Linked DNA regions of Mus musculus: regions 1 and 3 are each linked to region 2. Evidence: chromatin loops called from intact Hi-C (ENCODE). Cell type or tissue: left cerebral cortex. All regions are shown on one strand. Each heading gives the region's core, and the rest is flanking DNA. Links, peaks and the distances in the headings are about the cores only. Region 1 holds the start of Zfp706 (zinc finger protein 706). Region 2 has its middle 35 kb from the start of Gm41301. Region 3 overlaps Ywhaz (tyrosine 3-monooxygenase/tryptophan 5-monooxygenase activation protein, zeta polypeptide).

Evidence for each region. Hi-C counts contacts between places; a loop is a spot of excess contacts. Peaks named below come from ENCODE experiments on the same cell type or tissue, not always from the same donor. Only the 100,000 strongest peaks of a DNase experiment are listed, where the experiment ranks them.
Region 1: a loop joins it to region 2, with 12 times the contacts of the local background. A loop is called at or near these places in 5 of 42 quality-filtered maps.
Region 3: it touches region 2 in a loop (3-fold over the local background); 3 of 42 quality-filtered maps call a loop at or near these places.

Annotation. Positions count from the first base shown.
Region 1 is chr15:37,001,228-37,012,244 of GRCm38, reverse strand. Zfp706 (zinc finger protein 706) reads left to right here and starts at 4,843. Exons shown (of 4, transcript NM_026521.4): 1 at 4,843-5,117; 2 at 8,423-8,559; 3 at 10,299-10,406. The coding sequence starts at 8,425. The coding sequence ends at 10,394. It overlaps LOC115488529, which reads right to left and starts at 6,539. Exons shown (of 2, transcript XM_030248876.1): 1 at 6,535-6,539; 2 at 3,772-5,389. The coding sequence starts at 6,539. The coding sequence ends at 4,441. In left cerebral cortex, for the core only: CTCF peaks have their summits at 1,389 (motif pointing left) and 6,279 (motif pointing left); DNase peaks (open chromatin) are centred at 4,792, 5,420 and 5,676; H3K4me3 peaks cover 2,256 bases; H3K27ac peaks cover 1,973 bases.
Region 2 is chr15:37,094,818-37,105,834 of GRCm38, reverse strand. No RefSeq gene overlaps it. Among named protein-coding and RNA genes, the nearest start is that of Gm41301, 35 kb to the left of the region's middle. In left cerebral cortex, for the core only: CTCF peaks have their summits at 3,481 (motif pointing right), 4,207 (motif pointing right), 5,348 (motif pointing left) and 8,222; DNase peaks (open chromatin) are centred at 3,516, 5,318 and 5,737.
Region 3 is chr15:36,774,983-36,785,999 of GRCm38, reverse strand. Ywhaz (tyrosine 3-monooxygenase/tryptophan 5-monooxygenase activation protein, zeta polypeptide) reads left to right here. Exons shown (of 7, transcript NM_011740.3): 4 at 9,631-9,754; 5 at 10,421-10,584; 6 at 10,666-10,761. Among named protein-coding and RNA genes, the nearest start is that of Ywhaz, 14 kb to the left of the region's middle. In left cerebral cortex, for the core only: a CTCF peak has its summit at 4,870 (motif pointing right); DNase peaks (open chromatin) are centred at 4,889 and 5,422; H3K4me3 peaks cover 1,597 bases.

The DNA of each region.
Region 1 (11,017 bases), core at 904-8,903, 93 kb after region 2:
AAACCCTCAAACTGCTTGCCTACTTCTCAAACATTTTTAAGTTTTGTGACACAGGTCTTCCTTTCTGTCTTCTGTCTTGGTGGCTTCTTTTGAAACTCCTTTACCATCGCACTTAGTAGGCCCTCAAGAGAAAAGGCACTCATTCCAAACATGGCTGCACCAATAGTCACGGATATTTCTAATTTCTCTCATAATCCACTGCCTGTAATTTACCCATTCACACACGTATTGAGTACCTACTACGTGCCATGTGCTTGCTGGTTAATAAAGATATAGATCAGGAACACGGGGTGCTCAAAGCCTGTATGAGTGTAGCCGGTTTATCAAGCTAGAACCACCAAGTGAGGCAACTGTAGGTGTCAGTGGAAGGAAGGCTCTGAGGTGTCCTGTAGGCCTGCTAACCTAGTCTGGAGGGAACATCTGGGCAGACATTCATTCCATAAACATGTACTGGGCACCCACATCAGGCCAAGTGTTACATTAAATGCTGCCTACAAGCAATGAAATGGACACACAGAGAGATACCTCAGTTCTCCAATCCACAGCAGGCTGTGTTATCTTGGGCAGTTTGTACTTTAGTCTATCCTCACTCATGGACATCCAGTTGCCACAGGATCACTTATTAAAGACTTTTCCTACCCCACTGAGTTGTGTCTGATGCTAATGTTGACATTTATTTGGCTGCTTTGATGATTACAATGGTCGACTTGACGGGAGCTAGAACCACCTGGTGCAGGTGACCTCTATGTTAACCTATTGGGTCCATCTCAGCGGACATTCCATTACTGGGGTGTGGGGGCTGGAAACTTGCTGGGGAGGTCTGGAAACTGTTACTGAGGAAGTAGCTGAGGAAGTCTGGAATCTGCTGCTGACCAATCAATCATCCTTGCCTCAGGTCAGGTGGCAGGGCAGCTTCTGAGGCCTGGACTTGCCTGAAATTGCCCAGTTCCTGGAGACAGAGATTTAGGCCTCATCTCCTGAACTGCTAATCTGAAGCCTGTCCTGGAATCTGCCTAGTCTTCTCAATGGATCATGTTCTCTAACAGAGTCACTGTCCTCAGGTATTCTGTCACAGTGGTGGCAACAGTGGTGACAGGACAAAGCACAGCGCTATTATGAGGCTTTAACCCAGGACTCTCACTTCCATGCACTGATGTGTACAGCCGTCCTCCCTCTACCATGTATACCAAGGACCATAGCTTTGTAGTAAGTTTTGAAATTGGGAAGTATGTTTCATCAAGTTTTAAGAGTACTTTGTCGGGGATGGAGAGATGGCTCAGCGGTTAAGAGAATTGATTGCTCTTCCAGAGGTCACGAGTTCAAATCCCAGCAACTACATGGTGGCTCACAACCATCTGTAATGAGATCTGATGCCCTCTTCTGGTGTGTCTGAAGACAGCTACAGTGTACATTATATGTAATAAGTAAATACATCTTGAAATAAATAAATAAATAGTACTTAGTCTATTTTCAGCTCCCATAATTTAGATAGGGTCTTCAACATATGGAAAGATGCCAGCAGGATTTTGGTCAGGCCTACACTTAATTTGTACATCAACTTGTAGATCAATGCAGAGATTGCTGACATGGGTATATTTCTGAATCTTCTGACCGACAAAGTGAAGGCACCTTTGCCTTTCTGTTTACTTAGATTTTCTGCAATGTCCTTCATCAATGCTGCTTGGTATTCAGAATACAAGCTTGGAATCTCTCTTGGTAAGGCCTTGTCTAAGTACTTTACTCTTTTTGATGCATTTCTAATATCCCACATTACTGTTTAAACTTCTTTTAATTTTACTGAAATCAAGATTTGCCTTACAACCAAAAGTCATTATAGTTCAACTGGCAGCATGTTTTAAAGTGTCGCTGCACATAAACACTCAAGTCAATGGCTTCACAGAGTCAGTACAATCTGGCACTAATGTGAAGTAGCTGGAAAACATCAAGGCAGAAGTGAGCAACGGGCATCGGAACTGTCAATACAAACTCACAAAAGAGGCTGGAATGAGAGCTGGAAATGCAGGCGTTGTCTCAAGGGAGTGTGACATTCAGAGCCACGAGACTGAACAAAAAGCCTCAAGCAGAAGGTGCACAGGTAAGGAGGAGGCAGCGGAGCAACCACCTTCGCTTTTCCTACGGTTGTACGGTTGTCTCTAAGGGAAGCACCACAGAGACAGGAGCCCCTCAGGGAGACTGTTTTGGTTGTTATCGGTGTGGTTGTGTTGTTTGCTTTGTCTTTTAAAAGCAGGATCTGATACATAGCTCAGGCTGTCCTTGAACTCACTACATAGCCTTGGCTATCCATCTTCCCGCCTCACTCTCCTGGGTTCTAGGATTACATTATGTATTGAGAATGAATATGCTGGGAACTCACCAATCACCTCATCGCAGGAACCCAGCACGCATCCAAACACATCAATAAGCCTGTCATCTTTCATCTCCAGAGGCGCAGTTTCATTTCATGAGGTGGATTTTGGATAGCAAATCAGCAAGTTCTTGTTGCATACTATCTTAAAGTGACCGCCGATAGGCAGAAAAGGGAAAATGTTACCACAAGTGTCGTTAGCATTCATAATTAAATGCAGGAATGTGCACAGAAGCCTAAGTGTTCATGTCTAGATTGCTGTCACTTTTCTGACACTACACCAGCTGGTGGCAAAGCAGAGGCCCTGCCTTTTACCCACTGTCACCACACACATGCTCAAGCATACTCACTCCGGCTTCATACTTCCCCTGTATATTTCAAATGTCCTAAGCACCACATATAATTACCATTACACCATATTCTCTAGGTAACAGTGCTTAACAAGGGAGTGAGCCAGACTCCTTCAAGGATAAAAAGCATAGAGGAGACAAGAGACCTGTGTGGCAGGGTTCTGGGGCTTTTTGTTTTGTTTTGGTTTGGTTTTTGGTTTTTCAAGGCATGGTGTCTCTGTGTAGCCCTGGCTGTCCTGGAACTCACTCTGTAGACCAAGCTGGCTTCGAACTCAGAAATCTGCCTGCCTCTGCCTCCCAAGTGCTGGGATTAAAGGTGTGTGCCACCATGCCCGGCCTGAGTGGCAGTCTTAAAAAACAAAACAAAAAAAAGAAAAAAGCTCCAGCAGAAGGTGTGCGGGTAAGAGGCATAGCAGGAAGACATTGTGGAGTTTACTGCTGTGAACTCGGATTCCCCCAGGGAACATCTGTAAGTATCCTCAAAGACTTTTACTTTTCCTCAAGTGAAAATGGGGTGCTATTGGCCCCAGCCAGAAAGAAGGCAGAGCTACCACTAAACACCTAGTGACTCCCCATAGACCCCGGTTAACAAAGTCCTGTCCTGAGAGAGAGAACTAACTCCAGCTACAGCTTTTGTCAGGTTCCTGCAGGAGATATGAATTAAAAACTCAAGGGATACTAGCTTTTGAGTATTCCCCCAGGCCACAGGACAAAAAGCAACAAACCAATCCTACTTCACAAGACTTCAGACACCACCTCACCCCTGCAGATGTCACAGTCTAGTTGCAGTGTCCATTGTCATTCATGACTAGACAAACAGCTCTTTGTATTTCCCAAGTCTAGATCCTCCAAGACTCTCAACCCAAAAGGCAGATTAACACAACAGTAAATGTGGCCACCATTAATAACTATGTTATAGCTTCTTGACATGTCTGTTCCAAACCTGTCTCTTTAGACACATTCTGTTCAATATTGTTTTTTCAGCACTTTGTTGGTCACTGGCTATACAGTAATAAAAAGGAGATTACAGATTACCATCAGCAACAGTAACAAAACTTAAACACGTAACTACATTTTAATAAAGGCTTGTGAGCATAAAGTGAAATGAATCAAAGATGAGCCCACTTCAATCATGGCCCAGCTGCGTTGCACCTTTCTGGCTATTTTTAACAATACTGTGACAAGGTTATCATAGTACAAGTAAAGTAGACTATGCTCATAGTCAACGAATTCTCTGGCTACTGGCAGGCAAGTTTGAGATTCTGACTGGGCATGGCGACACATGGTCATGTAGCTCCTGTGGAGGTGAAAGGGTTCAGTTCTAGGACAGACTGAACCACATAGTGGTTTTAAGGCCACAAAAGCAGTATACCTATAACCTAATTAGATCTAATGGGGAGCAGCTTGTTGCAGGTACAGGGCAACAAATGCAGAGATTTACAACGCCATTTCTAACCACCACTAGATGTTAGAATTGCAATCGCTCTTAATAAGGTATCTGAAGTTCACAACGTGGTCTAAATCAAGTGGAGGCGGGGAACGACCTTTTATTCTTTCCCCAAGTATTAGCAATCCAATAGCCAGCCTGCACAGGCCAAGCGAGCACGTTAGGATTTAGCCGATTTTTCAGGCTCAAGTCTCCATCTATGTGAAAGTCCCTAGTAAGTCAAAATACCCTGAGCACGGAACCAGTGAGGGAACAATGGCAGCGAGTCTGGCAGGGGGTCATGGCCGAGCGGCGGCCACGCGGGGCCCCGGACGCGACTCCCCCGCCGCTCCGGCTAGCGCCTTACAGGGCTCCCGGCTGGCCAGGGAAAAACGAGGGCGGCGGGGCAAAGGCCAGGCCGGGTGAGTGAAACACGAAAGAGTGACTGCTGAGCCACTCGGCCGACAGCCGCCCGTAGACCGGAGGTCACACACCGCAAGGGCAGGGGGACACGCTGAGACGACACCGAGAGAGCGGGCGGGAAGCAGAGGGGCGGGCGAGGGCCCCGCAGTTCCCGTCTTAGGCCCCGCCCCCGCGCGCTTATGTAACAGGGGAGAGCTGCCATTGGCCTGCAGACCGGAAGGACGCGGGCATGCTAGAGGGGCGGGGCAAAGCCGCCGCAGGAAGGTGAGGGGCGGGACCGCGCGGGCAAGCAGGCGGCGCTGAGGCGACTGGGAGTGCGGCGCGGCGTGCGCGGGCACGAGCGACGGGCCTGCCTCGGGCTCAGGCGCGGCGGGCGCGCGCTGCGGCGGGTGTGCGAGGCGCGGGCTGTTGTGCTCCCGGCTCTGCTCGGTCCTTCCTCTGCGGGTGGCGGAGGCCCCAAGCGGTGCGGGGCTCGACCCTTCCTTCCCTACTCGTCCTGCCCAGCTCTTCTCGCGCTGCGCGGTCTCTCGGACGCCAGACCGGCCCGGCCCGGGTAAGCGGCGCCGCAGGACGCGGGAGCCGGGGCGGGAGGCACGCGGCGGCGGGAGGCCGGGGCGGGCGTCGGACTCCCGGCGGAGCGGGCGCGGGGCTGAGGGCCGCCGAGGCCTCGGGCGGGCCGGGCTGCAACCGTGGGGTTGAGTCTGCCCACGAATGGCTGTTGAGAGCTGGGATCGTGCCGCGGAGCCGACCTGGGCCCCTTGCTCTGGCTGGTTGCAGAGTGTGAGCCCATTTCCTGGCTCCCCGGCCTCAGAGTAAGTTGTTTCTCTTTAAGCGGCCCCTTAGGGCCTCCTTCTCAAGAGTCCTGGTATTCCAAGAACTCTTCCTGGTTCGTAGCTCATTTGCAGCCTCCTGGGAAAGCTAAAACTTTTATTAAAAATCAGCTGGTAACTGTTTGCAAACGATTTATTGCCTTTCAGTTTGTCCCACTTAATCAGGGAGCGATTTATACGTAAGATTTTGTCAAAAACTCGATGAGCTGGTCAAGAGCAAATTGTAAGTTGAACTGTCCGAAAGCAGGTGGTTGGATCGTTTGCACTTCTGCTTTCAGAAAGGAAATCTGTGCTGTCAGAAGTTAGGGGCCTGCCCCGCTCAGCTAGCCTGTTAGAACAGATCTCCTTTGCCTAGTGTTACATTTTGTGTTTATTGAAGCGTTTGCCTTTTTGTAACCGTTGGTGGTGGTAAAGAAAATGGGTTAAATCTTAGGTGTTCTGTTGTGTTTTAGGAGAAGCCCTAAACGCAAAAGTTAAAAAATAGTTTTTGCTTATCTGATGGCATTGTTTTTACAGCACGCTTCATGAAAAGGTTATCAAAGTAGCTGCTTTAATTTCTAGATGGCAAGGAAAGTTCTGGAATTACTGATGTGAGGTTCTGTAACTTAAGCATAAAACCCTTAAGATCTGTTCACCAAGTAATTCACATACATAAGCCATGCTTTATGGAAGAGTTAAGATGTTTTAGACAATCAGAATGATCTAGTAAAGATCTGATACTAAGACAGGGGGACATTAAGAGTGTTTTCAGGACTGGAGAGATGGCTCAGCGGTTACGAGCACTGTCTTCTCTTCCAGAGGTCCTGAGTTCCATTCCCAGCAACCACATGGTGACTCACAACCATCTATAATGGGATCTGATGCCCTCTTCTGGTGTGTCTGAAGACAGCGACAGTGTACCCATATATATTAATTTTTTTTTTTAAGGAATGTTTTCAAAGCATTGGTGTTCATGTATTGAAGACCCACCATCAAAATGTACTTTTAAATATGCCATTGGAACATGGTGAAGTGACACAGGCCTTAAAATCCCAGCCCTTAGGAGGCAGAGGCAGGCAGATCTCTGTGAGTTCCAGGCCAGCCAGAGATATGTAGTGAGACAACCCCCCAATATACTATTGAAACTTAGAGAATTGATACGGCATTGGTTTAAAAACACAAAAATGAAATATAATTTTCATGACAAACAGTTTATATTTGCCTTGGGTGGGAATCGAGTTCATATATTAGGCTGGCATATTAAACATTCTCATGGTTGGTGAAAGACTGGATGGACTTCCAGTTTGCTACGTAATACTAGTGGGAATGTGTCCAGTACGTGTGTGTTTGTTTAGTTTCCATTGTGGTGGGGGATGATGAGGAGAGCTTGATTGTCACTGAAACACTTTTGACTTTATATCCAGTAGCTAAAGAGAATTGCAGTCAGAAAAGGCCAACCCTCTTCATAGTACGGTCCCTTGTACATTCATGTCTTTTAGTAATTTCAAAGTTTAAAATGTAATTACAGTGCTAGTCAAAGTGGCATTGGACCTCATTTTAATGTGCTTCAAAGCACTACTCTGGTAGATGCTGGGTGAACAGGTTTAATTTGTGCTGTCTAACCAGAAGTCTGGTTTTAACAGGAAAATAATTCTTTTAAGTGACAATTGTTTTAACTCATTTTTGTTTACTCCAGGCCATTAGTAGTGAAGAATAGAAAGAACCTTTCAGCTTTGTAAAAGGTACCCTCACACCAGGGTTCTAATTTGTCTTTACAATGTGTGCGGCTGGGCCAGTGAGGTGGCTCAGCTGGTGAAGGCGCTTTCTGTCAAGCCCGAGGGTCTGAGTTAGATCCCCAGAACACAAGTTGTAGAAGAACACACTCACAAATGCTCTGTGGAGTATGTGTATCTGCGTGCACACAAATAAGTGTAGGCGTTTGTGTTTCTGTGCAGGAAAGTTTTCTTAAGGAAAACTCTGGATAGTACAATAGTTTAATGAAACTTCAGTACTAAAAGGAGTTGCTGTGTCCCTACATCTCTTTTCTAGGATTAGATGACAGCACTTATTTTAAAATGTGCAAATTGTAAGTCTCAGTAGTGGATGCTAGCAGGGAGAAACTACCTTTGTAATCAAATGACAAAGGAAGACTAAACTTTGGACTATCAAACTTTTGAAGGTTACATGTAAAGTAAAAGGAAGTAAAACCATAACTATATATACATATGCAGTAGGCATGGGAGTCTGTTGAGGGAGATGTGGTCTTGCTCTGTGGACCAGGTTGGCCAGGCCATGTGGTCTTCCTCCCTCTGCTTCCTTCCCAACTGCTCAGGCTGTGTGTTGATCTTTATTATTATTAAACAAACGCCTTTATAATCATTACCTGGTTTAAGATAAAGAATATTGTCAGCACCCTCGGAATGCTGCTTCTGTCACCGCCTCCCGTTCACTCCATAAATAGCACAGTGACCTCCTTAGCTGTGGATTTGCCTGTTTTGAACTTTATACAGGAAAGGCTTCTTTCCTTGACATAGAGATACAAACTTTATAGAAATAATTTATTCTGTTTGTTTTTGAGACTGGGTGTCTTTTTGTAGATCTGGCTGATCTGGAACTATACGTAGAATGGGCTAACCTCAGACACTCAGAGATCTGTCTGCCTCTGCCTGCTCAGTCCTGGGGTTAAAGGCACGTGCCACCACGTCTGGCTAGAAATGCCTTTTTTTTTTTTTTCTAATGCTGCCTGGCATTCCACTGTGTTATCTGTTTTTACCAATGATATTTGAACTGTCTGGTTTTAGAACAGGTTCTGTAAACATCCTTTTATACATTGATGTACATACATTTGATACTGTTGAGCATGCATTGTGAGGAATATACTCATTTGTCATCTAGCGGCATTGTGTGTGAGTTTGAGAATCCATTCACGCCACTTCCTGACCATGTCTGAAATTTACATGGTCAACTCTTATTGACTCATATTACTATGCTTAAATTGCTCTGTAGTAGAATGAAGAAGTCACTCTGGTGCCTAATCTTTTGTTTTTAGATATGGCTCGTGGACAGCAGAAGATTCAGTCTCAGCAGAAAAATGCCAAAAAGCAGGCTGGACAAAAGAAGAAACAAGGACATGACCAAAAGGCTGCTGCCAAAGCTGCCTTAATATATACCTGCACCGTCTGTAGGGTAAGGAGCCCAAGATGGCGCTTTCCTGTAGCTAGTTCTTACCCTGTAAAATGGAGAGGTTAAAGTTTCCCTACAACAAAATGGATGCCTTATTTGAACTAGTAGATGTGAGAGTGGTTTTTTTCCTAGGATATTATCTACAGTCACCCATTCAAGAAACATTTTTCCTTGGCCATGCACATTTCTCTTAACTGCTAGCTGGGAAAATGTAGGTAAAACAGTATCCTGCCCTTTGTAGAATAAAGGTGTCCTTGTGGAGTTTATAATCAATTCACTTTGGTTGCATTCTTAGTGTGGCTAAGGCTAAACCTTGTACAGGGCTGCCAAAAGTAACAGTGCCTGTATAATAGTTTTTTAACTCCATCTCCAGCAGATGCAGTGTGGACATATATGATACCACATATATTCACATTGAGAGCTCTTAGTAGAATTAACAAGTTTAAAGAGTTGTTTGGGAGTGTTTGCCATGTGTGAGTATCAAGGCAGGTGTGTTACCTGTAGTCACATGTTTAATCCACACAGCAACCACTGAGTTGTGCTGCTTCCTTCTCGATGTGCAGATGTACATGTTAAAAGTGACAAGCATAAGGTGTGCAGGTGATTCAGCAAGTAAGAGATAGGACCTGGGTCTAGGCAGTCTAGCTTTAAAGGATAGCCTCTGTGTGAGTTCACCACCCTTGAGGGTAAGGAAGTGCCAGAGGAAAAAACAGGGTTGGTCTGGTGTATAGATAGTCTTTTTAAGCCCTGTACTTGAATAAAGATTGTTGGTATGGATGGAAAGGGATCATGATACGACATGATTGCTAGACTGAAGTTAATCATTTGTTGAAATCTTCACAAATGAAATAGGAATTCCTAACTACATGAAGGTTCACTTGAAGAGAGGTGATCTCTAGCCTTGGTAATGGTGATGATGAAATTGAATGGCTTCTGATTTTTTTTTTTTAAACAGAGGAAAGGTGAAATTAAATTAAATTAAAGGTTAGTTAATAAAGACTTACCCTGACCTTTAAAGGTATATTTTGTCAGGTGTGAGTCTGTGTGTATGTACATGAATTAGTGTATGTGTGTGTGTGTGTGTACACACTTGCAGATATCAGGTGTCATCTGTAACCCTAACCCTGAACCCACGGCTCACCAGTTGGCTAGGCTGGCTGGCCGACCCACAAGCTGTGAGGATCCCTGTTTCTGTTCCAGTAGCTCTAGGATCGTTAAATGTGTGCCCTTGCCCGGCTTGTATGTGGATGCTGAGACTCCACATCCAGATCCTCGTATACCTGCTGGATCGTCTCCCCAGTCCCCGAGGGGAGTCACTGTTGTACTCTGTGTCACATGCAGCTAGGAGAACCTAGAATTGAGTTGGAACATAGCTCTCATAGCTCTCAGGCAGAGTAAGCTCTGGGCTTCAGTGTTGCTGGCAGGTAAGATGAGCACGATAGAAGCAAGGTTCTGTGAGAATTCATAGAACATGCTTAATGAGTAAAAGCTTTCTGTGTGCTATTAATGACATATAAAATACTTGATTTTATGTGGTGTTCCTCTTCATATGTGAAGTGTTAGGAACTAATTTCCTTTCTGTAAGATACTTTTTCGTTTACCAGTCACAAGTAGAAATTTAAAAGCATTTTGCAGTAATAGTCTAGCATAAGGAAGTTCAAAGTTTTTCAATTTTGCAGGCTACATGTATTGTTCTCCTACATAAAGTCTGCTTCTTTTCTTTTGTACACTTTCTAAATTAGACACAAATGCCAGACCCCAAGACCTTCAAGCAGCACTTTGAGAGCAAGCACCCTAAGACTCCACTTCCTCCAGAATTGGCTGATGTTCAGGCATAAAGTTGTTTACAGGTAATTGGTCTTTCTTTCTTTTTTTTTATATATATATATTTTGTTCTTTTTCTTTAAATATTTATTATATGTAAGTACACTGTAGCTGTCTTCAGACACTCCAGAAGAGGGAGTCATATCTCGTTACAGATGGTTGTGAGCCACCATGTGGTTGCTGGGATTTGAACTCCGGACCTTCAGAAGAGCTGTCGGGTGCTCTTACCCACTGAGCCATCTCACCAGCCCGTAATTGGTCTTTCTATTGGGGTTTTTGTTCTTGGTTTTGAATATAGGAGCAAAACTGTATCTCCTCAGCTATTGATTGGATTTTTGCCTCTAGCAAAGACTTTTACTTTTCATGTCTTACTTTTGTACTAAAGTTAAATAATAGTGTCGTGGGTTGTATGTACTAGAATACTTTACAGTTGGCAATGGCCCTTTTCTTTTCTTTTTTTTTTTTTTTTTATGCCTTTGAAACATTCAGGTTTTTTGCAACTATAGCCAAAAATAGGGGGGAGGGGATGAGTGAATGCTGGACAGCTCTGAGCAGAGCATGAAAGACTTGTCAGCTGTAAGAAAACCATCATTTCAAGGGCACAAGGGTCTTCTCCCTGAAAGTCAGCAACTTAGTG
Region 2 (11,017 bases), core at 1,511-9,510:
TCACAACCATCTGTAACGACATCTGATTCCCTCTTCTGGAGTGTCTGAGGACAGCTACAGTGTACTTACATATAATAAATAAATAAATAAATCTTTAAAAAAAATTAAAGCAAGCTTTTTAAAAAAAGAAAAAAGAAAGAGAAGGGAGAGAGGGGAGAGAGAGAGAGAGAGAGAGAGAGTGTCAGAGAGAGTCGTTCTCCTTATATGAAAAATGACATAACTAAGGTAAAGGTGGGAGGTGAGCCAAGTGGATTCTGGATTCTGGGAATATGGTGCCTGTTGTCTTGGCAACAGGTCTGCAGGTTGTGCTGTCACCTATGTGACATCATAGGTTTGGGAAGTCCTGATGCCAACAACTATAATTGGGAGAAAATTCAAAGACACTTGCAGGGTATTTGGCATAATTCTAACACCTCTCTGGATATTTTAGCTTTGAATTTAAAGAATAGTACTCCACTGAGTTTTGATGCTGTGGATATTGTTGATAAAATTATTCATGGCGGGGATGGAAAAATTATTCATGGCTTAAGGTCAGTATTTTCATCTTGGTCAAGCTTCAAGATTGGCTTATATAGGTTTTTTTTTTTAAGATTTATTTATTTAATTATATGTAAGTACACTGTAGCTGTCTTCAGACACACCAGAAGAGAGCGTCAGATCTTGTTACGGATGGTTGTGAGCCACCATGTGGTTGCTGGGACTTGAACACTAGACCTTTGGAAGAGCAGTCGGGTACTCTTACCCACTGAGCCATCTCACCAGCCCGGTTTATATAGTTTTATCATGTTGGCATTTCTTGTACTGGGAATACTTTTATTCCTGCTCATTTTCATAAAACTTGCCTTTAACAACATCAACATGTTGGCAACCAAAAATACATGGCTTGAAACTTAAAATGGATCCCCAGAGAATGCCATTAATTTAGCAGGATGTCAGTCAATGACAGGTAAGATTCTGCACACAGCCTTAACAACCTAAGACATAAGTGCATAGTTAGGGTGATGCACTTTACTGCAGAGCTGCAGATTTCAAATGCAGCGGTGTCATGGAGCCTCGCTGATGGTGTCTCTCCACACTTGGGGCTCTGTCTGTGCGAGGCATTCCTTTAAGGTGTTTGTTTTTAACAGCACCTAGAAAGCAAATATTTATGAAACAGACAGAAGAAAGATTGAATCAGGGAAAAATCTATTGATGTCTGTTGACTGCCAATGCACACACACACACACACACACACACATACAAGGCACTATGACATGCAATTTTGTTTAGTTTCATAGTAATCCTGAACTGATGATCAGGCACATAACTTTAAGAGATAAATTAGAGATGGAGAGAAAAGGTAAATAATGAACACCAGTGAGAGACAAAATCTTTTGAGTTCGGACTCCATCTTAGAGAACCTGAGGGCTGGAGAGATGGCTCAGTGGTTAAGAGCACTGACTGCCCTTCCGAAGGTCCTGAGTTCAAATCCCAGCAACCACATGGTGGCTCACAACCATCTGTAATGGGATCTCTTCTGGGGTGTCTGAAGACAGCTACAGTGGACTTACATATAATAATAAATAAATTGACAGTCACTGGACTGCATAGTTTACTTATATTCATGACCTCCAACTCCCAAGAATCTTGGACCTCCCAAATCTCAAGTCTGCCATACCATAAAAGACTGATCAAGGGGGTGGGGGAGGGCACTGACAAGGCTTCCCTGTGAACATAATATCTCCCTACTGTGACGTAGTCTAGAACATAAAAACTCCCTACTGTGACATGCTTCCATGCCCACTCTAGCCCACACTAGAAGCTGATTTTCTATTTGTTCCTTCCAACTGTGGAGAGCGCCTGGCATAACACTCTAGGTCAGACCCTGGTTCAGCTGGGATTTAACACCTCACGGGGAGGCACACTTGTTACAGGCTGACATGTGTCCCCTGCACGTGACACCACAGAGTACAAACCCCCACCACACAAGGAGCCTATGCTGAGGTGAAGTGCCCTCAACTCTCCTGAGATTATGTCCATTTCCATTATAGCAACATGTGGGGGCCAAGTGGGGATCCTAAATATGTTAGATTGTGTGAATTCACGCAGGCATTCACATACACACATGCAAACGAGACAGAGAAGATACACAGTGCGGATTCCTCCTCAGGCTGAGGGTGAATCAAAGACCAAGCTCATCCAAGCTGAGTGAGCAGAAACGAGGCTTTGGAGACTTGATTAAGCGAGCCTAGGGTAACCCTTCCAACAGCTGGGTCCCCGCCATTCTCAATCCTGGAAACTGATTAAAGACCGAAAGTCAGTCCTTGATGTGGCCCCTTCATTCTTGCCCCATAGCAACAGATGTTGAAAGACAGCAGGGGCTCCCACTGAACTCATCATTGGCTTTTTTTTTTTTTTTTTTTTTTTTTGCTTGTTTAAGTTATTTGAAGATTCTCTAAGTCGATTACCCTGACTCAGACCTAAAGAATTTTCTCTGCCAGGGCACTCCAGTCGAGTCAGCCTGTCAGGCAGGGATGCCTAAAAGCTGCTCATGAGGCAAAAAGAGTTTCAAGGAAGCTCTCCTCCTGGAGTCTGGAGTTCTCTTAATTCTCCATTCCTGCATTAGTCTAGTGGATGGATCCACGTGCTCTCTTTATTATAAGTGCCTTTTAAGATTAAATTCTGACATAGCTAAAGCCTCAGTGTTCCAACAGTCCTAGAACGCCCTTGAGCTAGACAGTGACATTCAGAGTAGCCTCTGGTATTACACTATCAATAAAAGCCAAGTCGCTCCCATATACAGGAATTTACAATGGTTTAGAAAGTAGATCGGGATGTGGTTTTAGAGTATTGCATTATTCATGAGATGGTTAGCTAGATCGGAACTCCCTAGTTAGAACCATGACTTGGGTGTGAAAGCCCTTGCCCTAGGAGTGTAAAGACCTCACACCTGGCTTCTAAGACTATAGCTGACCTTAGATAGAGCTGACTTTGTCTCAGTTGTTTTATTGCCCAGTTCCTGCCAGTCTTTGCATTTTCATTCCTCTGTTCTGTGTAAGAGTCATTAAGCATCTGGTTACCTCATTTGTACCTTGCGAATATGTCACTCAACTTCCTTATTGTCTTTTGCATAAAAAGTCTGATGCTCGATTTGACATTACATTCAGATTCCACACGAACTCTCCTGTGTGCGTCTGTTTGTCACTCATCCTACGCTTTGTCCACCCGCAACTAGAGACCCGTTCCACGCAGACAAAGGGGCCCAGAGGGTCTGTGGCATTTCTCTATTCTGGTTTTATGTTTGTGAACCATGTGAAATCTTAACCACTGTATTGTGTTAGCTTCGCAAACACACACACAAACTGCACATACACAATGGTGTACTTCAAGCAGCTGGGTGTGTCCTGCATGCCCTTGGCCAGCCTTTCTTTCCAGCTAATCCACGGATTTAGCCTTTGAGGGAATTTTAGACTAACCCTAGTTTACCATTGTCCAGAAGATGGTGCTGTGGCCTGAGGGAAGGCAACCTGAAGGTAGAAACTGGCACTCTCTCTACCCCTAACAGCAGGCTTTTCTCTCAGTCTGGAGTCTGCATTGCTACATCCTCCTTTTCTCTGAAATCTTACAAACATTATTCATTCACCACAAGCCTGTGAATGTAAAATGTACAAACTGTGTAGCTATGTAGCCATTTGTCAGCAACAGCTCAGGACTTGCTCTGGCCCAGGCCTGATTCTAAGGCCTGGGGTGGGGGTGGGGGTGGGGGGTAAAGCAGACAGTTAAGTCTACACATGTACAAGAATTTTCCAATGGCTTAGCCAAACAACAGAAAGCAGTCTGGACTGCTTGCTGTCCTCAGATACTCAATTGAAAATAAGCAGGCTTTTTGTTTGTTTATTTGTTTGTTTTGTTTTTAGAAACAGAGTTTCTCTGTATAGCCCTGACTATCCTGAAACTTACTCTGTAGACCAGGCTGGCCTTGAACTCAGACATTTGTTTGCCTCTGCCTACAGAGTGCTGGGATTAAAGGCGTGTGCTACCACCACCCAGCTAACAAGCAGGCTTTTAAGGGGCAGGTGGGCAAGTATTTGGGGAGAAGTGACGTGTAGCACAGAGGCCTGAAAGTCTCCAGCTAGGTAACCCCAATGCATACATACCCCTTTCTGTTTAAGATTTATTCTTATTGCATGTATGCATGTGTCTGTAAGGTGATGCAGGATCCCCTGGAGACCAGGAGAGGGCAGTGGATCTGCTGGCCCTGGAGCTGCAGGTGGTTGGGAGCTGACTGGTGCTGGTTTGGGGTCCAGACATGGGTCCTCTGTGGGAGCAGTAGTGTTCTAACCACTGAGTCATCTCTCTAGCCCCTAGGGGAACACTTTATAGTGCCACCTCCCCTCATTTGTCCTGGTCCCCAAAGCCACAGCTCTCTTTCACTCTACTCAGTCACAGAAACTTTAAAACATACAAGACAGAGAAAGAGCACTCAAGAGAAAGTCAGTGTGTAGTACCACCCAGCTTCCAAGGTCACTAACAGATGGCCAGCCTTCTGGGGCTGCTCTCCATGGCTCAGAGGCCAATGTCAAAGAGCCGCTCTACTGGACAATCTGTTCCCTGTCTGTGCTAACTTCCAGAGGCTGCCCACTGCTTCTGACCATTCCTTCTCCCACTAACCACCCTGGTCTCCTGCGTCCCAGTTATAACGGTCCTTATGGTCACATTGCATATGGCCAGGCAACTTGAGATAAGCTCTGTATTTCAGCATCCGTAACTACCCTATCTGTAAAGTCAATTTGACTCAACTCCACAGTTGGGATTAGGAGGTAAGACAACTTTGTGGCCAATTTTGAGCTTAGCACAGGAGAGGGGAAAGCTATCAGATATCCAGACTCACAACCACCTCACAGCTGTGTCCTCTCTGAAGGTCTCTGTGGATGAATAACTGATAACAGCCACTGTGCTCCGGGAAACCTATCGATGGCCACTCATTTGAGGGGAGGCATCTGGGAACCTTTTGGTTTTGTAGCAGAAAATATGTAGCTCTTTTCTCTTGTGCATATGGAAATTTCTTAAAACTGTCAGTGTCCATTCATAACTAGCTGAATGGTTATCGTCATCACAGGAGACTGGTCGCGGGCTGATGCTATCTATTCTGCTTCTATTATATCGGCTCTGTGTCTACTTGGACCAGATCCGAGCATTGACTCACTTTGACAGTTGAAGATCACTGCTGCTGGGTACTTGGCTCTTCATGTAAGAAGTCCAGCTGCCGTGCTGGAAGGGAAATGTCTTGTCTTACAAGGGATTGCCCTGACTGGGTAGTAAAGGAAAGAAGGGACAGACAATCAGGTAGGTCGTGCTCCCTCTGCTGGAGCAGCACCATTACTGCACAGCAACCCAGAACCTAGGCTTTTTTTTTTTTTTTTTAAGTGCAGCATAGTGGGAGTGGCTCACTAGTCTACGTAGATCTCTCTGGAGAGGAGCAGTCTCAGGCTGCAGTTATCCAGCATGATGAAGCTGCAGTTGCTCATTTCTGCACATACTGCACACATCTCACTGAGAGAAAAAGACTTTACCATTCCTCCATTTCACCGGGGCGGGGGCGGGGCGGGGGCGGGGCGGGGCGGGGTGCTGCTCCCCGTGCATCTGAGGCTGTGGGGTTTTTGACATAGCCTATCATGTCAACAACACACACTCACTCAGAGCTTCCCCTGCTTCCACACAGGGTTACCTTGGTTACTAAGAAATGCAAAGGACCCAAGTCACATGCTTATCAGTTGCCTTCTGTTGTGATAAAACTCTGTGACTAAAAGTAACTCAGGAAGGAAGAGTTTCTGTTGACTTACGGTTCCAGAGGGGAGAATCCATAATGGTGAGAGAGTCCTGGCAGCAGGCAGCCTTAGCAGGGAGCTGACAGGTGACATCTTCTACTGTAAACACAAAGCAAAGAATGAACTGTAGTACTGGAAATGGCTAAGCTATAACAAGCTTTTTCCTAGGCTCCATAATTCCCCTCAAACAATGCCACCAACTGGGGGCCAACTATTTAAATATGTGAGCCTATGATGGACATTTCTTAGTCAAATCACCACAGCGTCGTAATTGTCCCTACTAGATATACGAGCAAGGCCATTGCTCTACACCAGACCAATGGTCAGATGGACAATACCGTATCAAGGACGAGGAAACCGCCAAGGCACGTTCTCCCAGAACTCCTGATCCACAGAGCAATGAGTGATAGGAAAGGAGATGCAATATGAAGCCCTCTATCTTGGGGTTGCTTGTTACACAGCAACAGTGATCTCATTGGAGACTGTTACATAGTACACTGTGTGCTAGCTGCATTCTGTAGATCCTGGGAGTAGAAACTGAAGGGTGTCCAGCATCAAGTCCAAGTCCACCTCATAGACAATGCTGGGCTTCTTCTCCCCACACATGAAAGGCTGATGAGTCAGCTTACAGCCAAAGCAGGGACCATGGTCAGGGAGGGCGGGTCAACAGAACTGCTTAGGGTGGCAAATGGAAGACAAACAACTCTGTTGTGTCAGAAAGCCTGTTTCAGCTCTAGTTACAAGGGTGTAAGTGGAGAATAGCAGTTCTCTGCTTCTTTTAATATTGTCTCTAAGTGTGGGTGTTATTAAAGGTTTGACATAATCTGATGTTACATTCTAACTCATTTTTAATATTGAACAGAAGAAAAGGCCAGGGGAATAGTCTTTACCCTCCTGAGAGTTTGAGAAGTAACATATTACTTGCTAATGTATTATGCAATCCATGTGTTATATAATTTACGGACAAGTTTATTCCTCTCCTGTCCTAAAATGACCCTTCTCTCTTGTTTGTCTTCTCTGCTTCACATGCAGTAATGCCTTTCCTACAGTGTGGTAAAAACATGTTTTCAGACTGTATGTGAGTCTGAGACTGCTTATTTTAAAGTCGTTTTCAGAAAGATATAAACATGCATGCAGGCACTCACACATGAACACATTCTTTTCTTGTGTATTAAGATTCCAGTGTTGATATTCACACAGGAACACACACACACACATGCACGCACACACACACACACACATGCACGCACGCAAGCACGCACGCACGTGCGCACACTCACACGTACACATGCACTCCTTTCTTGTCTAGTAAGATTTCTGTGTTGATATTCTCCCAGGAAGTCATAGAGAGTTCCTAGAGTAGCGCATGAGTGTTACTTACTAGCCAGCCCATAATAGGTCAAAGCAGAAGGGAAGGGAGGGCACTCACATAGGTACAGACAGAAGCCTAGGAAAGCAGGACGCCACAGCCACAAACGGGTGGAGGTGGGTAACTCTCCACTTTGGCAGACCGTCTGACTATGCTAAGTTGGTCTTTCCTGCCTGGAGAATGGAGGTACAGCTTCTGTGTGCCTGAAGTCATCTGAGGAAGACACATTGAGTGCCTGCTGCAGGTCCCACAGCCAGCCCAGGGGAAGGTGTCCTACTCGGACTCCAGGAGGGATGCTTTGTACTAATGCTGAGAATTCAGTGGTGACCAGGTGGATGGAGAGGCCTGAATCCTGTAGCATCATTAACCTCTGCTGTGCACACAGAGAGGCCTACAGTAGCAGACACCTTCTTGAGACCACCAAGCACACCGTCAGCTCTGAACAAATCAGAACGCAAGACCTGAAGTTCTAAATTCAGGTTGTATGTTGTTTTCCAAGTCTTCAAGCACCATCTAGTGAAATTTTCCCCATTAAGACCAATAAGTAGTTATAAAGCATGGGCTTTTTTTTTTCCAAGACGGGGTTTCTCTGTATAGCCCTGGCTGTCCTGGAACTCACTTTGTAGACCAGGCTGGCCTCGAACTCAGAAATCCGCCTGCCTCTGCCTCCCGAGTGCTGGGATTAAAGGCGTGTGCCACCATGCCCGGCTAAAACGTGAGCTTTAAGTGAATGTTTAGAAAGGACAAAGTGATGGGTCTCTATTTCTACCCACACCCCCTATTGCAGCTGTTATTCTAAGCCACCAGTCTCCTAAATAAACTCGACTTTTTTTGCTTTGAACCAAAAATTTCACTTGAAAGCCAGACAAGGTTGAAATGGTGACCTTTTTGGATTTGCTGAATTCTCTGGACCCATTCGTTATTAGTGGGTACAGCACAGAGCTACAAGACAGAGTTAAGAAGCCTGGGAAGAGAACCCTGAAGGAAATATACTTTGGTTCAGCTGTGCGGTGTCTTTGCAGTCAGTCTTCTCGTGGGGGCGCTGCAATCATACACGAGAGTCTCTGACTGTGCCTTGAGTGTCAGGGAGGAACAATTCTGCCTCACTTACTCCAGTGTTTCTTTGTTTGACTTTGCTTAAGTTATATTTTTATTAATTCTTTAAGATGCACATACAATATATTTTTATCACAACCTCTCTCGAATCCTCTTAAATCTTCCCTCATCTCCGTACCTGTTGGGAGCCGCCCCCACATTCGCCGTTACAAGATGGCGCTGACAGCTGTGTTCTAAGTGGTAAACAAATAATCTGCGCATGTGCCAAGGGTATCTTATGACTACTTGTGCTCTGCCTTCCCCGTGACGTCAATTCGGCCGATGGGCTGCAGCCAATCAGGGAGTGACACGTCCGAGGCGAAGGAGAATGCTCCTTAAGAGGGACGGGGTTTCGTTTTCTCTCTCTTGCTTTTCTCTCTTTCTTGCTTTTTCTCTCTCTTGCTTTTCTCTCTCTCTTGCTTTTTCGCTCTCTTGCTTCTTGCTCTCTCTTGCTTCTTGCACTCTGTTCCTGAAGATGTAAGAATAAAGCTTTGCCGCAGAAGATTCTGGTCTGTGGTGTTCTTCCTGGCCGGTCGTGAGAACGCGTCTAATAACAATTGGTGCCGAATTCCGGGACGAGAAAAAAACTCGGGACTGGCGCAAGGAGGATCCCTCATTCCGGAACCAGAACTGCGGATCACGTTTATAAAGGTTCCCGTAACACAGACTGTTGAGAAGGATTCAACTGCCGAATTCAGAACTCATCAGCTGGGGAACGACGGTGATAAAGGTTCCCGTAAAGCAGACTGTTAAGAAGGATTCAACTGTATGAATTCAGAACTTTTCAGCTGGGGAACGGCGGTAACCCGTAAGTATAGCTTTACAAGATAAGTCTGATCTTGAACTTTCTAACGAAATTCAAGACAGTCTATCAGAAGTAAAGTGGAATATGTTTGGCCTTGAATTTTTTCTGGTGTTAGGAGCCCTTTTGTTCCTTTTCACATGTTATATAGTGCTTAAGGCAGGGCTAAAAATTCTAGAGGAAATTCAGGACAATCTATCAGAAGTAAAGCGGGGAGAGAGAGTAGGAACAAAGAGAAAATATGGTACACAAAATAAGTATACAGGCCTTTCCAAGGGTCTTGAACCCGAGGAAAAGTTAAGGTTAGGTAAGAATACCTGGAGAGAGATTAGAAGAAAAAGAGGAAAAAGGGAAAAGAAGAAAGATCAATTAGCGGAGGTCTCTAGGAGAAGGAGCCTGTGCTCTGAAGAAACAGACTGGGAGAAAAAAGCGGCTCATTATGAAAGAAAAGGATACCAGCCGCCAAGTAAAGTGCTAACTAGTCATTTAAGGAAAAAGCCAAAAGCGGCTGGCGAAGGCCAGTTTGCTAATTGGCCTCAGGGCAATCGGCTACCAGGTGCACTCCCGCCCTATGCGGAGTCCCCGCCCTGCGTAGTGCGTCAGCCCGTAGTGCGTCAGCAATGCGCAGAGAGGCAGTGCGCAGAGAGGCAGTGCGCAGACTCATTCATTCCCAGAGAGGAACAAAGGAAAATACAACAGGCATTTCCGGTCTTTGAAGGAGCCGAGGGTGGGCGTGTCCACGCTCCGGTAGAATACTTACAAATTAAAGAAATTGCCGAGTCGGTCCGTAAATACGGAACCAATGCTAATTTTACCTTGGTGCAGTTAGACAGGCTCGCCGGCATGGCACTAACTCCTGCTGACTGGCAAACGGTTGTAAAAGCCGCTCTCCCTAGTATGGGCAAATATATGGAATGGAGAGCGCTTTGGCACGAAGCTGCACAAGCGCAGGCCCGAGCAAACGCAGCTGCTTTGACTCCAGAGCAGAGAGATTGGACTTTTGACTTGTTAACGGGTCAGAGAGCTTATTCTGCTAAACCTGATAAGAGGTATCAATGGAAGGTCTTACCACAGGGGATGTCCAATAGTCCTACAATGTGCCAGCTTTATGTGCAAAAAGCTCTTTTGCCAATGAGGGAACAATTCCCCTCTTTAATTTTGCTCCTTTACATGGATGACATCCTCCTGTGCCATAAAGACCTTACCATGCTACAAAAGGCATATCCTTTTCTACTTAAAACTTTAAGTCAGTGGGGTTTACAGATAGCCACAGAAAAGGTCCAAATTTCTGATACAGGACAATTCTTGGGCTCTGTGGTGTCCCCAGATAAGATTGTGCCCCAAAAGGTAGAGATAAGAAGAGATCACCTCCATACCTTAAATGATTTTCAAAAGCTGTTGGGAGATATTAATTGGCTCAGACCTTTTTTAAAGATTCCTTCCGCTGAGTTAAGGCCTTTGTTTAGTATTTTAGAAGGAGATCCTCATATCTCCTCCCCTAGGACTCTTACTCTAGCTGCTAACCAGGCCTTACAAAAAGTGGAAAAGGCCTTACAGAATGCACAATTACAACGTATTGAGGATTCGCAGCCTTTCAGTTTGTGTGTCTTTAAGACAGCACAATTGCCAACTGCAGTTTTGTGGCAGAATAGGCCATTGTTGTGGATCCATCCAAACGTATCCCCAGCTAAAATAATAGATTGGTATCCTGATGCAATTGCACAGCTTGCCCTTAAAGGCCTAAAAGCAGCAATCACCCACTTTGGGCAAAGTCCATATCTTTTAATTGTACCTTATACCGCTGCACAGGTTCAAACCTTGGCAGCCACATCTAATGATTGGGCAGTTTTAGTTACCTCCTTTTCAGGAAAAATAGATAACCATTATCCAAAACATCCAATCTTACAGTTTGCCCAAAATCAATCTGTTGTGTTTCCACAAATA
Region 3 (11,017 bases), core at 1,121-9,120, 320 kb after region 2:
ACCGATCTCTTGTCAACTTGACACACATCACCGTTAAGCCTTAACCTTTTTCTTCCCCATGATCACATATGGGTATCAGTGTTTTGTTACAAACGTTTCAAAATTTAAGTTCCACAGCCTTTAAAAATTCAAACACTTGAAAGCTCAATCTCTTAAAATCCAAAGTCCTTGTAAAATTCCAAATTCTCTAAAAGTTCAAAGTTTCAACTGTGAGCTCCTGTAAAATCAAAAATAAATTGAATACTTTCTTAATTCAAGAGGGGAGGACCAGGACACAGTCACAATCAAACGGAATCCAAAGTTGTAAAGTATAAATAGATCAATGCCTACTATCTAGGATTCACTCACTGTCTTCTGGGCCCCTCCAAGAGTCTTGGGTCACTTCTACAGCTCTACCCTCTGCAGCACACACAGCATGTCTTCTAGGCTCAGTCTGGCTCCACTCCAAAGCTCCTGCTGTCTTTGTGGTCATCCCACAGTACTGGCATCTCCAAAATGCTGGGGTCTTCTGCTGAGACTGGCCTGTACTTTGACCAATGGCCTGTCATAGGCTCTCTTCAGTCCTGGGCCTTCAACTGCCACTGAACTATCTAGGTGACTGACTCTTAAACTACCAAGTTTCTCTGCCAGCTTATGCATGGTACAACCTTGGCTGCCCTGGAAACACAGCTTCCCAGGATACACTTCAGGAAATTTTACTTCAGTGATGTTGGTCTCTTAATTCATCATTGCTAATTTCTCATCTCTAGATAACTAGCATCTCTTGTTCCAGTAGAGAAAAAAGTTAAATGGTGCCTGATCTCTTGTTAGTCACAGCTGAGAGTTTTCTTCCCCAGCTTACCCAGACCACAGAATCTTAATTCAAAATAGCTGATATGCAGGGCTTTACTCTCTGGAACTTCATAAACTGGGCCTCCATGATCTGCATTTTTCTCAACACTTTTCTTCCAAGCTCCCACAGAGCAGCTCACCAAGCTTTGAACACTCAAGGGCTTTTCTCTTCAAAGTCCTTTCACAATTCTCCCCAAAACAATACCCCGCTATCCTGATACCAACTGCTGTCCTAATTAGGGTTACTATTTGTGTGATGAACACCATGACCAGAACAACTAAGGAAAGGTATTTATTTGACTTATACTCCTGTGTGCATTGAAGGAAGTCAGGGCAGGAACCTGGAGACAGGAGTTGATGAAAGCCATGGATGAGAGCTGGCTTGCCACTCCTAGCTTTCTCAGCATGCTTTCTTATCAGCACCACCCCCTGTGCTAGGCCCTCACCCTCACCCGTGAAAAATGCCGTACGTGCTTACCTGCAGCCTGATCTTATGGAGACATTTTCTTTAAGGAGATTACCTCATCTCAGATCACTAGCTTGTGTCAATTTGACAAAATATTTTTTTCTCCTTCAGCTCATTAATAATAATTTAGGGGACTTGAGAGATGGCTCAGTGGTTAAGAGCACTGGCTGCTCTTTCAGAGGATCCTGGTTCAATTTCCAGGACCCACATGGCAGCTCAAAATTGTAATTCCAGTTCCACTGATCTGAAACTCTTACACAGACGTAAATGCAGACAGAACACCAATAATGTACAAGGATTATGTAGAAATAATTTATATTTTTGCAGAATTGGATTTGACTTCTGGGGCATCTTTAAGTTGTGAGAGACTTTTTCTTGACTGTAATGAGAGCTTGTCTAGAAACAGCCATGACTGTATAATCTTGAGAGTACCAAGTAACAGACACTTTCTTTTGGCTCTAGGAAAAAGATGATCTTTGGCATATTCATGCTGAAGTGTGGGGTTTTCAGAGTCAAAATTAAGGATGTTCTAATGTCAACTAAGTTGGATCAGCATTAGTCCATAATCCATTGAACTTCTAGTAAGCTTAAGTTTGTTTAGGATGCTTGGGATTCCCTACTGTGTCTTCATCTTAGATCCCATAGCCTTCAGTACCATAACAGTTTCAAATGAAGGATAAATGGAGCTCATGTTTGTAGGGCTCCTAGAATAGCTGTCTCTGCTCAAGGCCAATTTGTTTTCTTGAAATAGCTTCTCCTGATCCTCTTGTGAAAACTACTGGTACCTTCAGTGCTGCCAGCTTACTGGTTCCACCTTTTTTCATTCATTTCCATAGATGTATACAGGACATTCCTGGGCAGTACCTAGTTATACCTTATTAAGGATAAATTTACTCTTAATTGTTCAACATGTTCTACACTTAAAAACTCACGTATGTGTACACACACACACACACCCATCTTTGAGAGTGGAGTTAGGATGAGTAGGATAATTTCCCACCCCTTTTAGAGCCCTGTGCTCAGGCTTGCTGTCAAACACCTTTGTCCCTCTGAGCCATCTAGCTGACCTCATATAAGTGTTTTGTTTTTTTAAGACAAGGTCTGGCTGTATGCCTGGCTGACCTCAGATTATTTTAGATATCAAGGCATGTGATACACTACACCCAGCTCTGTCTTGATGGCCAAAAATTATAATATCTCTTTAAAAAAAAAAGACTTAGTATTTTGTTTGTATAATGTCCTGCCTGTACCACATTTGTCTGTGCCAAAAGAAGCCAGATGAGGATATTGGATTTCCTGGGACTCCAGTTGTGAGCTACCATGTGGGCCGTGGGGGACAAGTCAGGTTCTCTGTAAAAACAAGTGCTCTGAGCCATCTCTCTCTAGCCATGAAAAGAGTTTTTTAGTGCTGTGGCTAGCTGGTCATTGACTTGGGCTTGATCTTTTCTCAACAGTTAAGAGCCACTCACTGGCTAATCTTCAAGAGGACTCAGGTAATGAAACTCAAGTACATTACTGTCATCTACATGGTAGCTCAGAACTCTCTGTAATTCCAGACCTAGAGGATCTGACACCTTTTCTTGGTCTCTGCTGGCACCAAGTGTACATGTGTACAACATGTAGGCAGGCAGAATATCTGTATGCAAAATAAATTTAAAGCTAATAAGAATCGTAGCTCAGTTTAAAGTGACATGCTTGGATCCCAGTCAACCCAGAGGCCAGTTGTTTTGGCAGAATAAACAACTTTAGTTACAGTTAAGGATTCACATACTTGGAACCATGCTCTTTTTCCGTAATGGCTCTCCTTCCAGTTGTCCTTAGCTCTCATCTGAGAGCATTATCATCAGACTCTTTAATCATATCACAAAGATAATGATATGCCCCACAGAGGACATTTCTGTGTGGATTTTTATGGTAAGGAGTGAAAGTTAGGATAGTTGCGCAGACTTAACGGCCCTATAGTTAATATTTATTGAGTGACTGCCCATTATTTTGTAAACCCTGTGTCATAGAAAAGAAGATATAAAAATCTTCTGCTTCTAAGTCTCAACTAGAGAGGAAAATGACTTGTACACAAATAGAAGTAAGGCAGGGGAAGCTGCTTCAACATTTTTTTAAAGATTTGATGGGGGAAGAGCTGGGAATTTACAGACTAATGTGTGCAGGTTATAAACACTGTTAAAGTGTTGGGTTGAGGATGCGGCTCATTTGATGAAAGAAATGCACTTGGGTACCACCCTCAGCCCCAGCATAAAGGGCATAGTAGCTGTAATCCTGGCATGGACCTCTGTGGGTGATGGCTGAAGGGCCAGAAGTTGGACAGCCTGTGTCTTGGAGCTAGTTTCAAGGCTAGAGCCTGGGACAAAGAGACTGTCAAGCATCAATCAAACAAACAAAGGTCATATGTTAGGTGCCGTGTTCCTGTAATCCCAGCACCCCAAGCAGGAAATAACAAATTTGAGGTCAGTTTGAGCTATATGTGGTAAAACCTTGGCTCTGAAAATGAAACTGTAAAAAGAAACTGAAGACAAACATTTAAAATGGTGCTGGAGAGATGACTCAGTTGATAAAACACGTGCTATGTAAGCAGGAAGACCCAAATTCAGATCCCCAGCTCCTACTGGACTGTAGACCTCTCCTGGGGTGGAAGAGTCAGACAGATTCCTGAAGGTCACTGGCCAAGCCACCCAACTCAGCTGGGGTCCAGGTCTGTTGACAGACCCTGTTACAGAAAGAAGGAAAGAAAGGAAGAAAGAGGTGGAAGACACCTCAAGTTGACCCCTGTTCTGTCCGCGCACACAGCTTTATGATGAAGTAAGTGCTTGGTAATGGGACCTTGTTTTATGAGGCCCATGGTTATGCTGTTTGCAAAAGGGACCTTGCAGAGGAGGGTGTCAGAATACTTTATCAAGAACTGCTTGGTGAGTTGGTGTCTGGTTTTACCTATATTGATTAGTAGTAAAGGTTTGCCTTATAGTTAGTTGGTTAGTTATTTTGAGGCAGGCTCTCATTCTGTAGCCCAGGCTGTTCTTAAATAGAAATCCTGCTTTAGTGCAAAGCCACCACAGGGTTGTTTAGCAGTAGTTCCTCCCAGTTCTGTTTTTTCCCAGTGTTTACCCTGGGCCCAGTGACCCTGAATAGATGATCATGGTAACTTCCATTCAGAGGTCGTCTCTGTGTCTCCCTCCACCACCAACTGGTCAGAAACACCTAAATGCATTCCATCAAGCATTCAATTTTGTAAAGATGCTTTGCTTATTAAATTTTTGGCATAAACTCCTTTTTGTGGTATTTTAGGGTGCTGCCCAAGGAACTACTCTATCAGCGCCCTTGTTGGTTGACATGTAGTGACGGTCTGCTATGTGCTTATTGTTGGGAATGCATTGGAGTTAGTCACCCTCTGTCACCTTCTTCATTTCCTCATGTCAGATCTTTAAAGGTAGCAGCTGTCCATGAGACCTCACACACAACATTCAGTGTTGCCATAGGAAGCATTGTTAACATGTTTTATGAACACTTTACTAAATGGTTAGTTTGGAGCAACTGAGGTTACAGTTTGTAAGCACTCACCCCTTCAGCCACAAGGGGGAGTAAAAGACTTAAAACTCAGAAACAGTGGATAGGTTAAATTCATAGCTTAGCTTTCTAGTTAAGATTTTAAGAGAACTAGAAATGATGGTAAATCCTGTAGGGTAAAGTGCTGGGGAAAGTTTGCGTGGGAAGACTTGCACAAGAAATGTTAACCATGTTTTTGTAAAGTAGATTGCCTCTTTGGGGGTATTTAGTACTAAATGATGTGATGGCACAGAGGCAGAGGCTCGGTCAGGTTTGGAGGCTCACTCTCACTCTGAGTCACATTAAAGTTCAGCTGCGTTTTCAAATTTTAGTTTATTAGTTTTAGGGATCATTTTAGTGTGTTTTTTATTTGTGTGTGTATGTATTGATTAAAGTCTTTGAAGTCCTGCTCCTCCTGCCTCTACCTCGCAAGTGTTGGCACTTCCATATCCAGCTTTTTGTGTTTTGAAATAGGGTATAATTCATACCAAAGCTTGGGCTGGCCTCAGACTTGAGCAGTCTTCCTCCCAAGTGCTAGGGTTATAGGCACAAGCACCAACCCCAGCTTAGGACTTGTTCTTGCTAATGTGTTTCCTTCATGACCATTGATGGCAGTTCTTGCAGTAAGTGTAGGAAGTGAGAACTGTCCTCCCAAATCTTACGTTTACAGGTGCATCATTGCTTCTGTGCTGTCTCTGAAATTTTGAAATACAGAAATAAACTGATGTAGGAAGAAAGTGAAGCAAGCTCTTACAGTCTTTAGAAGCTCTTGATACTTTAAGGGTTTCTCTTTAAACAAATATTTTAACTCTGTGCGCGTGCGTGCACGCAGTCGTGCACCTAAACCACAGGACACTTTGCAGGAGTCAGTTTTCCTTCAGTGGAGGTCTGAAACATTGAGATCATGCCACCAGTCTTGGCATGAGGCCTTTAGCCAGCGAGACATCTTACCTGCTTGCGCGCTCTCTCTTTCTTTCTTTCTCTCTCTCTTCCTTCCTTCCTTCCTTCCTTTCCCCAAATGTGTGTCTGTTCATCACATGCATGCCTGGTACCCTTAGAGGCCAAAGGATCCCCTGGGGACTGGCGGTCCTGATGGTTGGGAGCCTTGGTTATCTGGAAGCGCAGCCAGCGTTCTTAACCAATGAGCCATCTCTCCAACCTCAATTTTTATGATTTAACCAGGAGTCTAACAAAATTGTTCCCTTAAAGGTTTTACCTAAATATAATGTTGACCCATTGTATTTATTAGATGGTTCCGGAATTCTATTCCCCTGCACAGCTGACTTACTGTCTGTTAGCTGGGCAACTTTTCCGGCAGCTTTTTATGGTCTTGGTGTTCCTTTCCTGGCACACGGTTTGCTTGCATTTGTAATTCTTTGTCACATGACTTCAGGCTCTCTTTGGGGCAGAGGTTCAGGTGTGGTGTCACATTACAGTGAGCAAGCCATGCTTGGGAAGTGTGCTTTGTCCTGCTACAGCACCAGCACTGCAGTCTGTTGGTACAGTAAAGGGCTTTGACGGGAAAAACCTGACTGATGGCCATTGTCTCAAAATCGGCCCACAGGAGGCCTGAGAATACCCAGGTCTCATCAAACAAAACCTTTAAAAGTATCCACTTTTTTTTTTTTAAAGGGTAAACTATAAATTACTTTGTTAAAAGTTGTGTGATCTATATGGGCTGGAGAGATGACTCAGCCAGTAAGAGCACTGACTGCTTCCAAGGTCCTGAGTTCAAAACCCAGCAACCACATGGTGACTCATAACCACCTGTAATGAGATCTGATGCCCTTTTCTGGGGTATCTGAAGACAGCTACAGTGTACTTACATATGATAAATAAATATTTTTTTTAAAATTGTATGATCTAAAATGTCTTTGCTCTAAAAGGGGGGGCAGGGGAGGAAATGTGCTCTCAAATTTCTAGGAAATCTGAGGATTCATGATTGATTGGGGATACTTTTCCTGGGATAAAATGGAAAGCAAACCTTGAAATTAACGTAGTGAAACAAGATACTTGTGCTACCTCGATGACCAGTTTCTCACTGGTCTTTGTTGACCTTTGGTCTAGAGAGTGATTTCCTCTGTCTCATGCAAGTGTAGACAGCCTGCTATGTGGCTGCAGCTTGGGAATGCTTGTGCTTGCTCTGACACCTCTGTGTCCTCCAAAGTGAGCACTTGGGGTGTCAGAGACACAGAATATTTTTTTTTCTCTTAGGAAAATATTCATTATCTGATAGAATCAGCCTCAGTTTATATTGTATCTTAATTGTTTAAAAATTAAATAGTGAGCTTTGTTTATTTTTGTATTTGAGAGATGGGTCTTTAAGGTACTAAGATAATAAAAATTTTTCTACTGAAGCTTGTTGTAAAATTCTTGTTTTTAAAGTAGGCTGTTGAAGAATTCATTCATTGTAATTCAGTCAGAATTTAATATTTGAGTGTCTTAGAAGCAGGCAACATGATGGGTTTTGGGTAGTGGTGTTTAGCTTATAAAATTTAAACCCATGAGACCCTACTACTCTACCTTATAGTAGGGTGGAGGCATGATCACTTGAGCCTATGAGTTCAGTTTACACCTGGGCAGTGTTGAGGTTGTAGCTTAAAGAACAAAACTGACTGCGTGAAAGTTAAAAGGTGTAAAATTGTTTTAATAATTGTACCTACTCTAAGAAAACAAAGGACAAACTAAGCCTTCCATTTTCTCTATCTTCCAGTAACACTAGTCCCTGACTGCCTTACAAAGGATATGTCCTTGTTCTCCTTAAACTAAAACCTTTGGAAGTAGACACAATAGAGGTGAAACTCAAGTGCCTATAAAAATTAGGTTTAGGAAGAATGTGTTAGCATTAAAAAGTATTTTAGCCCACATTTTTATTTCCTGTTCTTTGGAAGTGGGTGGACAGTATAAACAGTTGCTGTATTTTAAGGTGAGCAGCATGTAGCACATGTGACTAGAAAGTTACAGGCATTAGCAGTGATATGCAGGCACTTGAGAGTCATTCTTCACTCATCCTCCTGTGCAGTCATGACTATTTCCATGACAGTACAAGCAATCAGCATTATTGTCTATTATCTTACTGTTTTCTGTGTGGGGTGTTTTGTCTGTATGCATGTGTTTGCACCGTGTGCAGCCTGGTGTCCTTGAAGAGTGGCCAGATTCCCCTGAAACACAAATAGTTAAGGAGCTGCTATCTGGGTTCTATGCACTCACAGTTTAAAAATAAAACATTATATAGTCTTTGGAAGTAGGAGGTTAATTGATAGCCTTTGTACTGATAGCTTTTTCTGTGAGGAAGATGGAGAAATGCAGCTGTCACTCTGGCCACATGAATAGATTCCCAGGCCCCAATACATGCTAGTACCTATTGTAAGTTGAAAGTTACTTTTTCAAATGATTTTGGTTGCTGTTGGTTTGAATAAAAAACTCATGGTTCTGAGGGCCTGTGATTATCCCCAGAATATGTGTGTGTGGCTTTTGTGCATCAAACTAGATGCTTTGTTCATAGGGTCCTCGTTTTATTTCAGAGAGCTTTAGACATTGCTGTGCTTATTCTAAAATGGGTGTTTTGATAGACACACTGAAAGTTAAGTGAGTCACTTAAGTGGGGAGGCTGAGGGATTGCTGTTGATCTGTTACTGCAATTCCCAATAAGGGGTTTGGCTTGGTTTGGTTGGTTTTGGTTTTTCAGAAGGGTCTCAACTGGAACTCTGAAGCATGCTCTAGCTAGACTCAACTGGAACTCAGGAACCGGCTCCTCTGCCTCTTAAGTGCTGGGATTAAAGATGTGTGCCACCACTGCCCTGCTCCTGATATGTTTTTTAGGAATACAGAAATTACTAATAAAGTAGGTTGCTAATTCCCGTGAACATTTATCAACACTTCCCAAAGGAGTATCTGTCCAGCTTTAGGGTTTTCCATTACACCCTCCACACATGCAAGTCGATTCTGTGGCTTTGCTAGGCCAGCACAGGGTCACTGAGATACTTTCCTAACCTTTGGGTGACCTGTGTTGCCTTTAAGTGTTGAGATTACAAAGGTGCGCATGCCAGCTGCCACGTTTGTACATTATGAGGGATAGAGTCACTCACTCTTAACCGTATCTTTATGGCCTATCTACATGCATAGATTAAGCAGTAGGATTAAAATTTGTTCAGTTCTGTCCTCCATCATTGGATTATAGATATTCAAGAATCTCGAGTCTTTTCGGAGAATAGAAACCAGAATCTAGGCACACTTCTTGTAAGAATTGGCATATCTGGGCTTCAGCCCAGATGAGCACGGACATCACTTTGATTTCAAAGCAGTGGTGTTCAAGGAAGTAGGTATGGTGAGAGACTGACTTTTATTTATTCACTCTGTTCTACCTTTTTCTCTCCAATGCAGTTACATTATTTGTTTGAAGTTGGTTTTATTTAGTATGTAACAGTTCCAGTAAGCTCTACACTAATAGTTTTAAGCAAAGCTACAGAATGAAAATTTCCATTTGTGAGGATCTGTAAATAAGAAAAATAAATTGCTATGATGAGATGAAAGGGTTTTTTCCATCTGGCCTTTTCCCTGCCTTGATTTACTTGTTGATTTAATTTTTGAGTTAGTGTCCATTTGCAGTCTAGGCTGGTCTCATCCACAGCAATCCTCCTGCACCAGCACTCTGAACTGCTGGGTTATTAGAAAAATTAAGGTTTTGTTTTGACTTTTACAATTCAGTCTCTGGTGTTTGCTTAACTTTGGTTTGTAAGTGTTGTCTCCTTACTATTTCTGTTTCTTTTCTTCTGAAGTCTCTTTTGGAAAAGTTCTTGATCCCCAATGCTTCGCAACCAGAAAGCAAAGTCTTCTATTTGAAAATGAAGGGTGACTACTACCGTTACTTGGCCGAGGTTGCTGCTGGTGATGACAAGAAAGGTAAGCTGGTTTTGCTTGGCTGAGCTTACATGAAGCAGTTCTGGTGTGGATGCCCACCCTTTGAAGTATTCGTTCTTCCTTCAAGCACTGAGGTGCTGGCTATATGTAGGGCTCTTACTTTCTCTGTCTTGTGTCTTGCCTATTTTGGTATTTTAAACTTGAAGCTTTTTGAAAAGCTATTTGTATAAGAATGTTTCCTCACTGTCTGCATAGGTGTAACCCTAGAGTGGAATGAGGAAATCACTAGACAATGATTGGATGGTTGTGTGTAAGGGTGTTTGGCCTGCACGTGTCTGTGCACATACACATGCCCAGTATTGTTGGAGGTCAGAGCAGCGCAATTGGATGCCCTGGAACTGTAGTTACAGACTGTTGTGAGCTGTCCTTAGGGTTCTGGGAATTTTGAACCAGGCTCCACTGGAAGATCAGTCAGCCAGTGATCTTTGCCTCAGAGTTATCATTTCATCCCAGCCCCACTCTGAGCTGCTCTTCTCTTGACAACAGTAGCGAGTGGCTAGTGTGATCCAGGACAGCATTGTTTGTTTTAAAGAGTATAATTTGATTAAGAATGTCAGAGGACATGTGTGATCGTAAATGAAAAGTTTGGCTTAAGTAAAGCTGCAGCATTGACTTTGAAAATGCATTTTACTGTGTTGCATTATCTAGGAATTGTGGACCAGTCACAGCAAGCATACCAAGAAGCATTTGAAATCAGCAAAAAGGAGATGCAGCCGACACACCCCATCAGACTGGGTCTGGCCCTCAACTTCTCTGTGTTCTATTACGAGATCCTGAACTCCCCAGAGAAAGCCTGCTCTCTTGCAAAAACAGTATGTATTTTACCAGTTCCTTAGGAATTGGGCAGTCTTTGTTATTTGAATTCTGAGGTGTACTTTGTTTTGCATTTGTAGGCTTTCGATGAAGCCATTGCTGAACTTGATACATTAAGTGAAGAGTCGTACAAAGACAGCACGCTAATAATGCAGTTACTGAGAGACAACTTAACAGTGAGTACCTAAGGCAGTCTGCTGGGTATGGCTGGAAAACTGAATACAGTGTCCTATCTACTGTCTAATCACACGAAAAAGAAGACTACCTTATTGAAAACATTGCCAGTATTTATGAGATATCATTTTGGATTTAAATTGTCATAAGTTACTCCTTTGCATTTTCAGGTCTTGAGTAGTTTCTTTGTCATCCCATAGTCAGTTGTGTGCTTATTCAGCACAAGTAAATCATGATCAGGGTTTCCTGTGGTAGAGG